2 separate regions of the Homo sapiens genome follow, and region 2 is linked to region 1. A link is a contact called in ENCODE POLR2A ChIA-PET data. All regions are on one chromosome and are shown on one strand. The core of a region is the stretch at or near the end of the contact, and the rest is flanking DNA. Distances in the headings are between cores, read along the strand shown. Region 1 overlaps UBE2C (ubiquitin conjugating enzyme E2 C). Region 2 overlaps SLC12A5 (solute carrier family 12 member 5).

Region 1 (7,009 bases), core at 2,231-4,730:
TATATGTGTGTGTGTATACATATATATGTGTGTGTGTGTATGTGAGCATATATATATATATATATATATATATATAAAATTAAGGGGAAAGCTCACCCACTGACCTTTGCTATGCCCAAAAGTGTACTCCACATTCCAACAAATGTGTTTTCTCCCCAGATGTCTGGCGATAAAGGGATTTCTGCCTTCCCTGAATCAGACAACCTTTTCAAATGGGTAGGGACCATCCATGGAGCAGCTGGAACAGTAAGTGTAGGGCTGGGATGGGTGAGTGAGTCTGGGGAAAGGTGGGAAGTGAGATCCAAGTGCGAGCTCTGCTTCAAGCCTTTGGCGGAGCAAGACACTCCTCCTGTGACTGTTTACATTCTCTGAGCCATGTGGCCTTGTTCTTTCCCTCTGTGCAATAAAGGGTGGGTTTAAAGCAGGGCTGCCTATCTTAGATGTTTACATGGGGGGACAGACAGCAAGGAAATGGATGAAGTGAGGACTTTGGCCAATAGGGCCAGATCTCAAGAAGGCAGCTTCCCATTGCTGCAGATCAGGTTTAAGATGAGTCAGAAGTCCAAATCTGTGCCAAATCTAATTTTTACGTATTAGCAACTAATATTCTTTTTTTTTTTTTTTTGAGACGGAGTCTCGCTCTGTCGCCCAGGCCAGACTGCGGACTGCAGTGGCGCAATCTCGGCTCACTGCAAGCTCCGCTTCCCGGGTTCACGCCATTCTCCTGCCTCAGCCTCCGAGTAGCTGGGACTACAGGCGCCCGCCACCACGCCCGGCTAATTTTTTGTATTTTTAGTAGAGACGGGGTTTCACCTTGTTAGCCAGGATGGTCTCGATCTCCTGACCTCAAGATCCACCCGCCTCGGCCTCCCAAAGTGCTGGGATTACAGGCGTGAGCCACCACGCCCGGCCAGCAACTAATATTCTAATTGAACTAAAGCACAGGATGCCAATTTACAATCCTTAGACCAAAGAGTCACTGATGTCTCCACCAGATAAGAGGAAAGCATCAGGCTAGGCATAGTGGCTCACACCTGTAATCTCAGCACTTTGGGAGGCTGAGGCAGGCAGATCACATGAGCCCAGGAGTTTGAGACTGGCCTGGGCAACATGGTGAAACCCTGTCTCTAAAATAAAAACTAAACTAAAAAAACTTTTTAAAAAGGCAGTGGGGAGCATCAGAACCAGCTCAACAGTTTGTCTACTGTCCGGTCCCAGAGAAACTCAAGATTCTAGCAAGCCCCTTGTGTGGGGCTTGGGTTGGGACATGAGGCTGCTGCTGGAGCTTACTCTGCAACTGTTTCTCCAAATGCCAGGTATATGAAGACCTGAGGTATAAGCTCTCGCTAGAGTTCCCCAGTGGCTACCCTTACAATGCGCCCACAGTGAAGTTCCTCACGCCCTGCTATCACCCCAACGTGGACACCCAGGGTAACATATGCCTGGACATCCTGAAGGAAAAGTGGTCTGCCCTGTATGATGTCAGGACCATTCTGCTCTCCATCCAGAGCCTTCTAGGAGGTGACTTTAGAGACCACCCCTCCCCTCCATGCAACTTGGGAACCTGTCAGGACTCCCTGGGGTCAGCCTCTTCTACCGCCTTGACCTTCTCTTTCTCTCCACCCACAGAACCCAACATTGATAGTCCCTTGAACACACATGCTGCCGAGCTCTGGAAAAACCCCACAGGTGAGTCCTCAGTCCTTGAGCCCAGGGTGATCCCTCCCCCAACCTTCAAAGGCTCCCTCAAACAAAAGGAGCCCAGTGACTTGGGACCGGGTTGGTTGGGGCAGGGTGGAGTGTCGGCAGCAACCCACTTCTGTTTCTGCCCCAGTGCTCCTATTTGCTATAAAATAGCAATTGTTTTATAGCAGAATAAAAATGTTTGGCGATAAATAATTTTGGGAAATTATTGGTGAGACCAAGGCAGGAGGATAGCTTGAGGCCAGGAATTCAGTAGAGTGCCTTGCCTGTGCCCTCCAGTCTCACTGGAAGCAAGCCCTTCCAGGAGAGCTGCCTAGATGGGCAGTGCAGGGAGAATGCCGGGCTGGGAAACCAGCCCCTCCTCCACCTCCTCCGACCTTTGCATCCCTGGTCCAGCTGCCTCTTGCCCACCTTAATTCATCCTGGGCCAGGCACAGTGGCTCATGCCTGTAATCCTAGCACTTGGGGAGGCCGAGGTGGGTGGATCACATGAGGTCAGGAGTTTGAGACCAGCCTGGCCAACATGGTGAAACCCCGTCTCTACTAAATACAAAAAAAATTAACCGGGTATGGTGGTAGGCACCTGTAGTCCCAGCTACTCAGGAGGCTGAGGCAAGAGAATCACTTGAATCTAGGAAGCAGAGGTTGCAGTGAGCAGACATCATGCTATTGCACTCCAGCTTGGTCAACAGAGTGAGACTCCATCTCAAAAATAATAAATAGTAAAGATTAACTCATCCTGTCTCCATCACTCACTGAGACCTGCCTGTTCTCTTCCAGCTTTTAAGAAGTACCTGCAAGAAACCTACTCAAAGCAGGTCACCAGCCAGGAGCCCTGACCCAGGCTGCCCAGCCTGTCCTTGTGTCGTCTTTTTAATTTTTCCTTAGATGGTCTGTCCTTTTTGTGATTTCTGTATAGGACTCTTTATCTTGAGCTGTGGTATTTTTGTTTTGTTTTTGTCTTTTAAATTAAGCCTCGGTTGAGCCCTTGTATATTAAATAAATGCATTTTTGTCCTTTTTTAGACAAGTTGTTGCGTTGTAATTTCACTAGGGTTGGAGGTACTCAGGGTAGGCAGAGGTGGAACTTAAGGATGTGGGGCCAAGCAATGGGGTGACAAAGATTTATTCCCTTGTACCTTATTTTATGACTCTGCATCTGTTTCTTCATCTATAAAATGAGTGTCACAATAATGCCTCCTGTCTATGGAGTCGGTGATGTGTACCAGCAATGTTAGTGAATGTTGGAGCTCCCTCAGCTGTGTTGCAGATGAGGCTGAGCCAGACCTTAGGCTGAAACCTACTCCTATAGCTGTAGAAGGAACAAGCGTGTGTGTTGGGGGGGGGATCCCAACACACAGCCACCCATGTTCTGTCCTGAAGAAGAATGCTTAGGTCACCCTAAGCAGGTCCAGGGCCTGGGGAGACAGCCAGGAAAAAAGCCCCTTCCCTGGCAGGACTCAGGTCTGAGCTCTGGTCTCCAGGCTCTAGCCCAGGTCCCCGGTGGAGCTCCACCTCCAAGGGGGCACAGTCGCCTCCTGCTGCATATCCCCCAGGGAGCCCCCAGCCCCTTGGGCTGCCTCTTTCCCCTGGCCTGATGAAGGCTCCAGTCTTTGAGCCCCTAGGAGGAAACACCCCTGCTGACCAGCTGGGTCCCCACAAGGGTCGGCAGGTGGAAGAGTAGGTTGAAGTGATAGGGCCCCCACAAAGCCCTTCAGGAAGATCTCCAAGGTAGATAAGCAGCATCCAGATGTGCTCCAACCTTGCACCCAACTCCTTCAGGTCTGTTAGCAGCTGGTTGGTTGTGCAAGCCTGAAGCGGGAGGGGTTTGGGATTGGAAGTTGGGTCCCTTCATGTCTATAATTGTGCTCTTAGGTCTCTCCTCTTGGGTTTTTTCTTAATCTAACATTCATACAAATACACTTGGGATCTTGTTAAATTCTTTTCTGTAGGTGTGAAGTGGAGCCTAAGATCCAGTCTGTTTATTTATTTTGGTTTCTAAATAGTTTCCAAGTGATGTCATTGCTGCGGTCTGCTTAAGAACAAAATTTAGAGCAATGTTCTTAGAATGTGGTCCTTCCAGCAGCAGCAGCATCACCCGGAACTTGTTAGGCAAATTCTTGACCCCAAACTGCCCTCCAGGTTCTGAAGGTCTCCCACGGTTGAAAATCACTAGGTTAGCGGATACTGGAGAAAACCAGAGCTCAGAACCTGGCACTAAATTAGTCAATATATGCTGGCCAGGGCCGGGTGTGGTGGCTCACTCCCTGTAATCCTAGCACTCTGGGAGGCGGAGGCAGGAGGATTGATTGCTTGAACTTAAGAATTCAAGACCAGTCTGGGCAACACAGTGAGACCCCCATCTCAAATAATAAATTTTAAAAGAAAAATAAATAAATCTTGGCCGGGCCTGGTGGTTCACATCAGCAATCTCAACATCTTGGGAGGCCAAGGTGGGAGGATCACTTGGGGCCAGAAATTCAAGGTTATAGTAAGCTTATCACTCCAGCCTAGGCAGCAGAGTAAGACCTTATCTCTAAAAGAAATGTTTCGAATACTAACTGTGGTGGATGTGTTTTCATCTGCCATGTGGTCCTTGGTCACGGTGTTTGGTACCTTAGATGGCCACATGGCCTGCCTTGGGCCAGTCACAGGTCTAAACTGTAGTTCAGATTCAACTGGTGTTGTCTGGAATTAATCACTGGGAGAGAGTAAAGTTATTTTACTAATGGGGTTGCTAAAAGAGAAGGGAGTCAGTCTCAGCTGCTGGGGGAGCCCGCTGCAGACGGAAGAAAGCCAAGTAGAGACAAACAGCTGGGAGTCGGAGAGATGACATTAACTGAGACTCTGGCCTCCAGTTCATGCTTTGCCATCCCAGTTCGATAAACTAACAAATCCCTTTTTGGTTTAAGTCCGTTTGATTTAGATTTCTGGCACTTGCAACAGAAAGAAGCCTGGTCAGGAAGTATTTGAATTTCTGGTTATTATGATTCCCATTTTATTGAATTCCTACAAGACAAAGGCCCTCTGCTTGGGGCTGGGGACAAAACAGGGAAAATACAGCTCTGCCCTTAAAGAGGCTGGAATTTGGGGGACAGACAGGCCCATCAACAGCGGGGACTGCGGAATAAGTGCCATACAGCCCAGTTATTAAGCTCAGACCAGTCTGGGCACGGTGGCTCATGCCTGTAATCCCAGCACTTTGGGAAGCCAAAGCGGGTGGATCACCTGAGGTCAGGAGTTTGAGACCAGCCTGACCAACATAGTGAAACCCCGTTTCTACTAAAAATACAAAAAATTGGCCAGGCATGGTGGCGAGTGCCTGTAATCCCAGCTACTCGGGAGGCTACGGCAGAAGAATCGCTTGAACCTGGGAGGCGGAGATTGCAGTGAGCCGAGATCGTCCATTGCACTCCAGTCTAGGCAACAAGAGCAAGACTCCATCTCAAAAAAAAAAAAAAAGAAAAAGAAAAGCTCAGACCAGGTAAGCAGAACTGTTTCAGGATCCTGGCTCCACCTCCATGTTGCCCGTAAACATGTAGGCAGTTACATTTAACCTCTCCGTAAAATGAAAATACTGGTACCTACCTCATAAGACAGTGGAAGGACCTTAGAACAATGCCTGGCACATAGTAAGCACTGAATAAATGTTGGTGCTGAACTCACATATTGCTATGTAAGTTCACAGGTGGAGCACCCAATAGAATAGGAGGGTCAGGGAAAGGTTTTTGGAGAAGGAAATTGAGCCCTGAGGGAGATGCACATTCCTTGGATAGCAAGAAGTTCAGGAGTATGTAAGGAGAGGAATACAGAGCTAGGCGTGGTGGCTCACGCTTATAATCCCAGCACTTTGCAAGGCTAAGGCGGGCAGATCACCTGAGCTCAGGAATTCAAGACCACCCTGACCAACATGATGAAACCCCATCTCTACTAAAAATATAAAAATTAGCCGGGCATGGTGGCAGGCACCTGTAGTCTCAACTACTCAGGAGGCTGAGGTAGGAGAATCGCTTGAACTCGGGAGGCGGGGGTTGCAGTGAGCCGAGATCACGCCACTGCTCTCCAGCCTGGCTGACAAGCACAAAACTCTGTCTCAAAAAAAAAAAATAATACAGGATGGGGAAGTCGCATAGATGTCAGGTCATGATAGGCTGGAAGGCCATATTAAGGTACTTGGGCTAGCCTTGGTAACAAAGTGAGACTCCATCTCTACAAAAAATAAAATAACTAGGGGCTGAGAAGGGAGGATCACTTGCACCTAGGAGTTCGAGGCTGCAGTGAGCTATAATTGTGCCACTGCACTTCAGCCTGTGTGATAGGGAGATTCAGTCCTTAAAAAAAAAAAAAAAAAAAACTTGGACTTTATCTTGAGGCAACAGCCAGCTAATGAAGCCTTGAGCAGGGCAGTGACGTGATCAGATTTTTTTTTTTTAAATTTATTTTTTGAGACGGAGTTTCACTCTTGTTGCCCAGGCTAGAGTGCAATGCTACGATCTCTGCTCACTGCAACCTCTGGCTCCCGCATTCAAGCGATTCTCCTGCCTCAGCCTCCCAAGTAGCTGGAATTACAGACATGTGCCACCACACCTGGCTAATTTTGTATTTTTGGTAGAGACGGGGTTTCTCCATGTTGGTCAGGCTGGTCTCAAACTCCCGACCTCAGGTGATCCACCCGCTTTGGCCTCCCAAAGTGCTAAGTTTACAGGCATGAGCCACCACGCCTGGCTTATGTTATTTTTTAAGACAGAGTCTCACTCTGTCACCCAAGCTGGAGTGCAGTGGCGCAATCTTGGCTCACTGCAACTTCCACCTCTTGGGTTCCAGCGATTCTCCTGCCTCAGCCTCCCAAGTAGCTAAGATTACAGGCATGTGTCTGGCTAATTTTTACATTCTTAGTACAGAGGAGGTTTTTCCATGTTGGCCAGGCTGGTCTCAAACTCCTGGCCTCAAGTGATCCGCCTGCCTCGGCTTCCAAAGTGCTGGGATTACAGGCATGAGCCACAGCACCCAGCCTCCATCTCTATTTTAAAATATGTATATATTTCAAAAAAAAAAAAAAAAAGACATCCAGGTAGAACCAATAACAGGTAGATGGCATCAGAATTAAGAGCCTTGTTCCCGTGCACACCACATAGCACATGGCGATACTACCTAGGTTATTATCTGGGTGCCTGTGTACTTCACCTCCCTAGGCCTTAGTTTTCCAACTGTAAAATGGAGATAACAACATCTGCCTCTAGGGATGTTATGTGAGTGAATGAGACAATGTCTGTAAGACATAGTATACAGTAGGCACTCAGTAAATA
Region 2 (7,009 bases), core at 1,299-3,798, 240 kb after region 1:
GCCACGCCTGTTGGGGCTGATTCGGAGAGGGCGCCCCGCCGCGCAGAGACCAGAGCTCCTCAGTGCCAGTTTGGCCCCTGGGTCTTCGCTGCCCTTTTTCTAAGCCCGGCCTCGTCTCGCCGGAGGAGACGCTGCAATAAAGGTTGGGAGAAGGCGCGGAAAGGAGAGGAGCTGGGGCCTTGGGGACCCCCAGGTAGTCCATGCGGCCCATTCCTCCCCTTCCCACTCCCGCCGCGGTCCTCGCTCTGCGCTCCTCCGGCGCTGCTCCCTGGCTCCCGGCGGCCCGGAGGCCCGCGGGGTGGGAAGGCCGCGCTTGCCGTCTCCGCCGCCCCTTCTCGCCGAGCCGTGGGGCGCGGGCGGCCGAGCCTATACATAGTGTACAGGAGACATCGCGTGTATTTTTAACGTCCCCATATTTATGTGACTAGAAGCGCAACAGACTTCTCGCCATAGTCGAGCTCTCCCGCTGGGGGCACTGCGGGGAGGCGAGGCCTCGGGAAGCTGAATTTTCCTTGACGTCCAAGAGTTTGAGAGCGAAAGTGCTTTAGGCCCAGGCGGGGGTCGTGGCCTCGTTCCCTCGACACCTCCGTCCTGCTCTCGCCTCTTCGCCCTTTCCGCGCGCCCTTGGCTTCCCACCCTCCTCTCCAGTCCTTTTCCGAGATGAGGTGAGACAAGGGTCCAACTTTTCCTGGATTCGCCTCCCAGCGGACGTGAGCTTCCACTGCGGCTGCAGAGACGCGAGCAACCTCTTCTCATCGGCTCTTATGCAAGTTGGGGCCAGGATAGGGGAGGGGTGCTCCTCAAGAGGAAGAAACCGAGAGGCCCGCGCCCCACCGAGGAAGCCCCGCCCCGGTGCCTTCGCTGGGGAGCAGGCGTCTCTCCTCAGTCGGCTTGTCGCCTGCTCCCCGTATCCCATGGCTCCTCGCCAAAGACTGAAATTGTGGAGCTGGAGGGCGCCCCCTCCCCGGAGTTTCCTCCCTGGGACAAGTGAGGGAGGAGGGGGCCGATTCTGGTTTAGGGGCCGGACCCACTGAGAGGCCCCAGAGCCGCCCGTGATGTTCCTCCCCCGTCCCCATCTGGCAGCTCCTGTCTCGCCTGAGGGACCCAGCCGCCTTCTCCGTGCTCTGGGGCCGGGCCTCGCTGCTTAGCAGCGGCCTCTAGCTCCGTCTCCCGGGGACCTGGGCCTGAGGGAGGGCTGGAGTCGCACGCGCTTTGTCCTTAGCGCCTGTCTGCTCTCCTCTAACTAGGACCCAGGGCCTTTGGCTTCCCCAGCTCATCCTTGGCCCTTCCGCTCCACCAGCCTGGTCTGAGGCGTGCTCTGTCCTTAGAGAAGGCGCGGTGGCCGGGTTCCCTTCCCCTAGGGCACATTACTAAGGGGGTCAGGCACTGCATGCTCGTTCCAGCACCATCTGGGACTGGGTACAGTACCTCCAGCCCCAGGGCCCTGACCTGCGCACCTAGCTTGACATCTCACGCACCTCCCAGAGCTGGCGCCACTGAGTAATCCGGACCTCACCACCTCTTTTCCTTTGAGCCCAAGGCAGAGCTGGAGCTGGCGCCACCCAGACAGCGTCAGGTGTGGCTGGGGTAGGTTTGGAGGTCTGCCAGTTACACCAAGTCCCCTCTGAGATTCGATCAGGGGACTGGATAGATTCTTTCAGGTACTCAATCAGGAAGCTGGAGGTGTTAGACACCAGCCCCCTGCATCCTTCAGTAGACCTCCCTCTGAACACCACAGCCAGGTCCTGCCTTCTGGGGGCCTGAATATTCCAGAGCTGATGTGATGGGCTGTGCAGAAGGGGGCTGTATCAACATCAATTAGGGAACCAAAGTTGCACTATCTGGGCCCAGATTGTCTGGTTGGCAAGAGCAAAGTTTCCGTTGATGAAACAGACATCCCACAACAAAAACCCAAGTTTTCTGTGCTACATGTGCAATATTTGTTATGAATGTTATCACAAGTCATTCATCAAGTTATCTTTATAATCACTGTAGTTAGATGTTTCATGTCCATTCAAGTGACTTTTATTCTGAGTGCAATATTTCAATAGCCTTGTAGTGATAACTAGTGTTGCTTTTGTTTTAGATGATCTATGTGCAGGGCAATGCAATGAAGTTGAAAACCCTTGTAAATAGGAGAGGTTGCAAACCAAATCAAGAGTATTTATTACTATTACTGCTATTATTATTAGGCCTGCCTTTAATTTTCAGTGTAAGTGTTCAGTATGCCGCATCCTGCCTCAGTATTGATCTTGTGTTCTTTGTGCCAATATGAAAAGGAGAGGGTTGGTTCTTTCCTTTATTGTTGAATGCTCCCATTTAATGCTTTATGGCTTTTACTGTGTTACTTTTTTAGACTCCCGTCTGCACAAAATGCAATAAAAATAATTTTATTATACCCTTCATGGCCTGAGATGTGCTGTTTGGACACTCCAGGGGGCCCTCCAGGAGGACCCCACACTCTTAAATCAGAAACACTGACCACCGACAGAAGAGATGGGCTAATGGCCCAGGTCTGGTGATCTAATTTATCCACCGATAGCTCCAGGGCCCTGGCCTGGAGAGCAGCACTATCATCTCCTAAGAGACTGGCAGGCACTTACTAGGTGTCAGGCTGCACTGGCATCTTCTAGGAGGTAGTGAGCACTTTCTAAGTGTAGGTGTCAGGCTGCACTGATACCCCCAGGAGGCAGTGAACACTTAACTGGTGAGGCTCAGTGCTCTTGGCACGTTGGTCCCTAACTCACTGGAGGCCTGTGCCACCCACTTCACCACACCCACCCCAAGTTATTAAATGCTCTTCAAGGCTCCTTCAGGTTCTATGAATTCTGCCAACTCCCTGCACAATGGGTAGAACAGAGGGTGGCAACTGAGACAAAATGAAAACAGGAAGTGCCCCCCTACCAATGGCCATTAACCACAAATGGCCTCCTCACATCCTGTTTTCCTTTCCTAGAATAAGAGGACAAGGCTGCTGACACAATGAATGTCTACCAGAAGCAGGATGTTGAACACAGCACTATAATTAGCCAACAGGCCTTTGCTCTGAACTGTTATTAAAGCCTCTAAGTGAGCTACCTATGAAGAGAAGGCAGGGTTCAAAGAGGTTTGAGGCCGGATCATATGCTGAGGACAAAAGGGGGCAGACCAGAGTCCTCGAGACAGGAGCCCTCACCTCTGACTTGGGGAAAGCATCCTGCAAAGAGCATATTCACACCCAAAAAAGATGAACAAAGCTTTTACTTTTTTCATTTTAATTAAAAAGTAATCATTTCATTTTATTAACAACACAAGAGTTCCAAAGAGGAAAAAAAAAACCACTATATAACACAAACAGGTCAGAACATAAAATGCTGCCATTTGGGGACCTTGAATTTTGAAACCATTGTTTGCTTAACCACTGGCAGGGACTCAGCTGAAGTCGCTGCTCTCCCTCACCCCTGCTAGAGGACCTCAAGACTGTGATCCACAGGGCTCTACTGAGCACAAACCCTGGGGAGAGGGCAGCTTCCTGGGGCTCCATTTAGAACCACAGCCAGAAACCCTCCTTCTAACAATTTCACTCTGGTACAAAAGTCGCGAACAGCCACCCATCTCGAGAACATGTCCAGCTACCAGAAGTCTGACATCAAAGTGGTCCCTACCTCCTGCTGCTCAGGAAACAGAATAAGAGTCTAGACAAAAACAAGAGCCTGGGGTTTTGAGCCAAAAGCCCAAAACAAATCACTGAAGAAACGGGTGTTCACGGCCAGAGTCTCAGAACCAACTTCATGGAAGTGCTGCTGGAGAGGGGGATGCTGACAGAACTGGTTAACAGGGAAGAGTGGTGGGGCCCAGATTCACAGTTTGTGGTAACTGCTGCTGACTGGAGCTGTTCAGTCCATTGGAGATCTTCCAATGAAATGAAAACAAAAAAGAAAAGAGAAAAAAACAAAAAACAACCTTGGCTCAGAGAGAAAAATTCTTTTTTCTGTGGCTGCCATGGCCATTCCTCAACAATCCAGAGTGGCTGATTTATGAATCCTCAAGCAGACCCCAAACATATGGGGTGAGGGTATGATGACACTGTGCCTGCCAAGGCCAGTTTGCTTTTCTTCAACTCTAGGCAGGAGTTGCAGGCAGGAGCTTGAGCTCTGGTCAATGTGTATGAAGCTGGAAAGCCTTGGTAGGTTCACAATGAACAAAGGTGGTGGCTACTGACATGACAAATGCCATTCCAAACTTGGCTAGCTGGGCCTGGCTCCAAATCCAGTAGAAACAGGGACCGGAGAAACCCCATCAAATACAAGCCCAGACACCTGTACTGCCCCCGGAGATATTTATTTTCTACAAAACAAAAAACAAAAAAAGATACAGCCCCAAATGCAGTATAAACTTTGTAAGGAATAAGCAACACAGCCTTGGGCAGAAGAGAGAGCAGGTGGTAGAAATTGATGACACTCGATGCCGGCCTGGGAGCGCAGAGAACATCCTCCAAACAGCTCTATTTAGAACAAGTAAGTGGGAGGAGGCCAGGGGATGAGGGGACTGGGGAGAGTTGAAAGATTTAGCTTCAGTAATGCCTCTGGTAAGATCCCATGGGGGCCTGTGGCTGCCCCATCTGTGCTGTGGTCTGGCTAACCAGGTGGGAGAGAGCAGGGCCACTCTGGATCAGGGTATCCAGAGCCTTCTGTACACTTGGATTGTCAAAGTTGATACCTGTGGAAGACACAGGCCTCTGGCTAGTCATGTTGCTAGCAGGTGCCAGGCGACTGGAAGGCTGGCCAAAAAGCCCTTGGGAAGGAGCCCCAGGTCTGGGGCCCATGTTCTGAGCAGATCCTCCCTGTCCCAAAATGCTTGGAGGCTGATTGCCAGAAGCCTGTGATCTTTGTTGAGGCTGGCTGTTTGCTGCTGTGGAAAAATTCTGGTTTGGGGTGTTTCCGGCAGCAACCGAGGGGGATGCAGAGCTGCTATTGGCCGTCACTGTGCCACTATTGAAGAGGCTGAGGATTTTGGCCTGAAGCTCTTGCTGGGAGGTGGGGGGTGCAGATGGAGTGGGTGTAGCAGAGGGGAGCACTTGGCCGCTCTGGAGCGGTTGGGAGCTTGGCTGTGTCTTCAGCGAGGCACCCGAGGTCGCCCCGAGTGGTTGGCGGGAAATCGGGCCTGGAAGACAGAAGAGGGAGGTATCTGGTTCAAAGTACCCCCCAAGGGCAGGAGGCCTAGCAGCCAAAGGAAGAACAACAATCACTGAGTCACATCAATCATACAGTACACAGACGATAACATCAATTTCCCAAAGAGGCCGCTTCATGATATGTGCTGTTTACAGAAAACAATAGGCTAGTTCCCCTAGAGAACTGCTAAAAAACAAAAGGGCATCCATCCTGGCTACCACGGAGCCAGCAATACTAGTCAATCCACCACATTAACTATAGGGATCAGCATTCAGTACCCAAATATAAAGTTATTATTAACATTATATCAGCATGGGTGGCCCACGGGAGAACCCAAGGGATGGACTTAGTTCCCTTACCCACTCCAAAGAGCCCTGGGCCTGACACCCTCCCAACAGAGCCTGGGGATTAGAGAAATGCAGAGTCAGAACTTCACCTCGGCCCTGCCACGTAGCTCACCAGGCAGAGAGTCGGTGCTGCTCCTCATCAGCCGCTCCTTCCGCTCTCGCAGGTAGTTGATGATCTTGTCAGTCTCTTCAGCAGTGAGGTACCTGTTGTCTGCCAGCAGGTTGATGAGGCTCTGGATGGCTGGAGGGTGGCCCCCACGCACTCCCTCCTCAGGGCCTCCTCTCTCTCTTTCCTGCAGGATGGCTTCATCGGCCATCTTGGCTGCCTGTCTGGCAATCTCCTCACGTTCCTTCTCCCGGCACTCATTCTTGTAACGCTCATAATTTCTGGCCACCAGCACCATGGCATCTGCTTGGGGCATGTTGCGATGCTCTGTAGGAGGAAATGACATGAGTTATTTTCTTCCATGACATATTTAAGTGCCCACCTGCTGCACTCTGTCAAGTCTTTCCTAACCTCATACCAGCAAGAAAATCATTTTGGTGACAAAAAGCCTTGAGATTGAGAGTGGGGTGGTGTGGGGGGAGAGATGAAGGCCAGGAAGGGAAGTGAACGAACACTTTTGGTGAGGAGATGCACCTTTATATACAGCTGGTTCTTTGGGGGAATTCCTAGATCACAGACTTGTAGTAAAAACCAAAGAAACATGACATCCTCCCACAGATTCAAACAGACCACGTGGGGAACAGCCATGGGAGGCAGGCCCAACAGCCTCTAGACCAGCAGCAGGAGGCCAACAGGCCCCTCTGGAAAGCAGGGCTCTCCACTGTGCTCCTCAGGACAGAGCTGGCCTACCATTTTTTAATTCATCAGTTCAAAAGTCATAGATTAAGATCAAACTGTGACCCTAAATAACCTCCTCTCCTCACCCATGGGCAACATGGTTTACTGGGTAGTGAGAGGACTCCTTAGAACTTTTGTCCTCACACATCTTGAGGACTATTCCTCAGACAAATGACCCACTGGAGATCCTTATGTAATTGTATGGTTATGAGGGTAATGGGTGAGGCAAAGAGAGATCCTGCGTATAGTGGGAAAAGGGTTAAGTCTGTGCTGTAAGAGTGAGGAGCAGGGTATCAGCTGGCGGACTCTTAATCCTCTGGGCTCAATGCATTAAAAGCTACTTCTGAGGAGGACTTCGAGAACTGGGCCTGGGCCTCTACAGGGTCACGGCCTCTTAGCCCCTCTGGTTACTTCTCCAGCACACTTACAAAAAGGACCCTAAATGCCTGTTATATTCTCTGTCCTCCATTAGAAAGCTGGCAGAAGCAAGGATTTTGTCACATTCAGTGGAGTACATGGCAGAGGTGTGCTGGAGCCAGATCTCAGTGGCAAGAGCCAACTGTGTACATTTCTTTCCAACTCTCCCTTCAGTGACTTCAGGTTGGTGGCTTGAACTGAAACATGGTGGGAGTATTTACACCATGGAGATCAGCAAATGCTATAAA

Evidence for each region. ChIA-PET counts read pairs that join two places held with the same protein, here RNA polymerase II (POLR2A).
Region 2: POLR2A ChIA-PET joins it to region 1 with 10 read pairs in activated T-cell. The contact joins two enhancer-like sites. POLR2A ChIA-PET finds 5 or more read pairs at or near these places in 3 of 52 experiments (AG04449, activated T-cell and common myeloid progenitor, CD34-positive).

Annotation. Positions count from the first base shown.
Region 1 is chr20:45,814,225-45,821,233 of GRCh38, forward strand. It overlaps UBE2C (ubiquitin conjugating enzyme E2 C), which reads left to right. Exons shown (of 6, transcript NM_007019.4): 3 at 160-246; 4 at 1,317-1,521; 5 at 1,630-1,689; 6 at 2,485-2,728. The coding sequence ends at 2,543. Among named protein-coding and RNA genes, the nearest start is that of UBE2C, 5.1 kb to the left of the region's middle. RefSeq lists enhancers at 4,391-5,039, 6,336-6,983. Within about 2 kb of position 3,481, at least 2 of the 41 ENCODE cell types and tissues checked have a DNase peak (open chromatin) inside an H3K27ac peak, as active enhancers do.
Region 2 is chr20:46,057,748-46,064,756 of GRCh38, forward strand. SLC12A5 (solute carrier family 12 member 5) reads left to right here. Exons shown (of 26, transcript NM_020708.5): 26 at 1-2,403. NCOA5 (nuclear receptor coactivator 5) reads right to left here. Exons shown (of 8, transcript NM_020967.3): 7 at 5,613-5,933; 8 at 3,244-5,142. The coding sequence ends at 4,553. Among named protein-coding and RNA genes, the nearest start is that of NCOA5, 29 kb to the right of the region's middle. RefSeq lists an enhancer at 6,327-6,386. Within about 2 kb of position 2,549, at least 2 of the 41 ENCODE cell types and tissues checked have a DNase peak (open chromatin) inside an H3K27ac peak, as active enhancers do.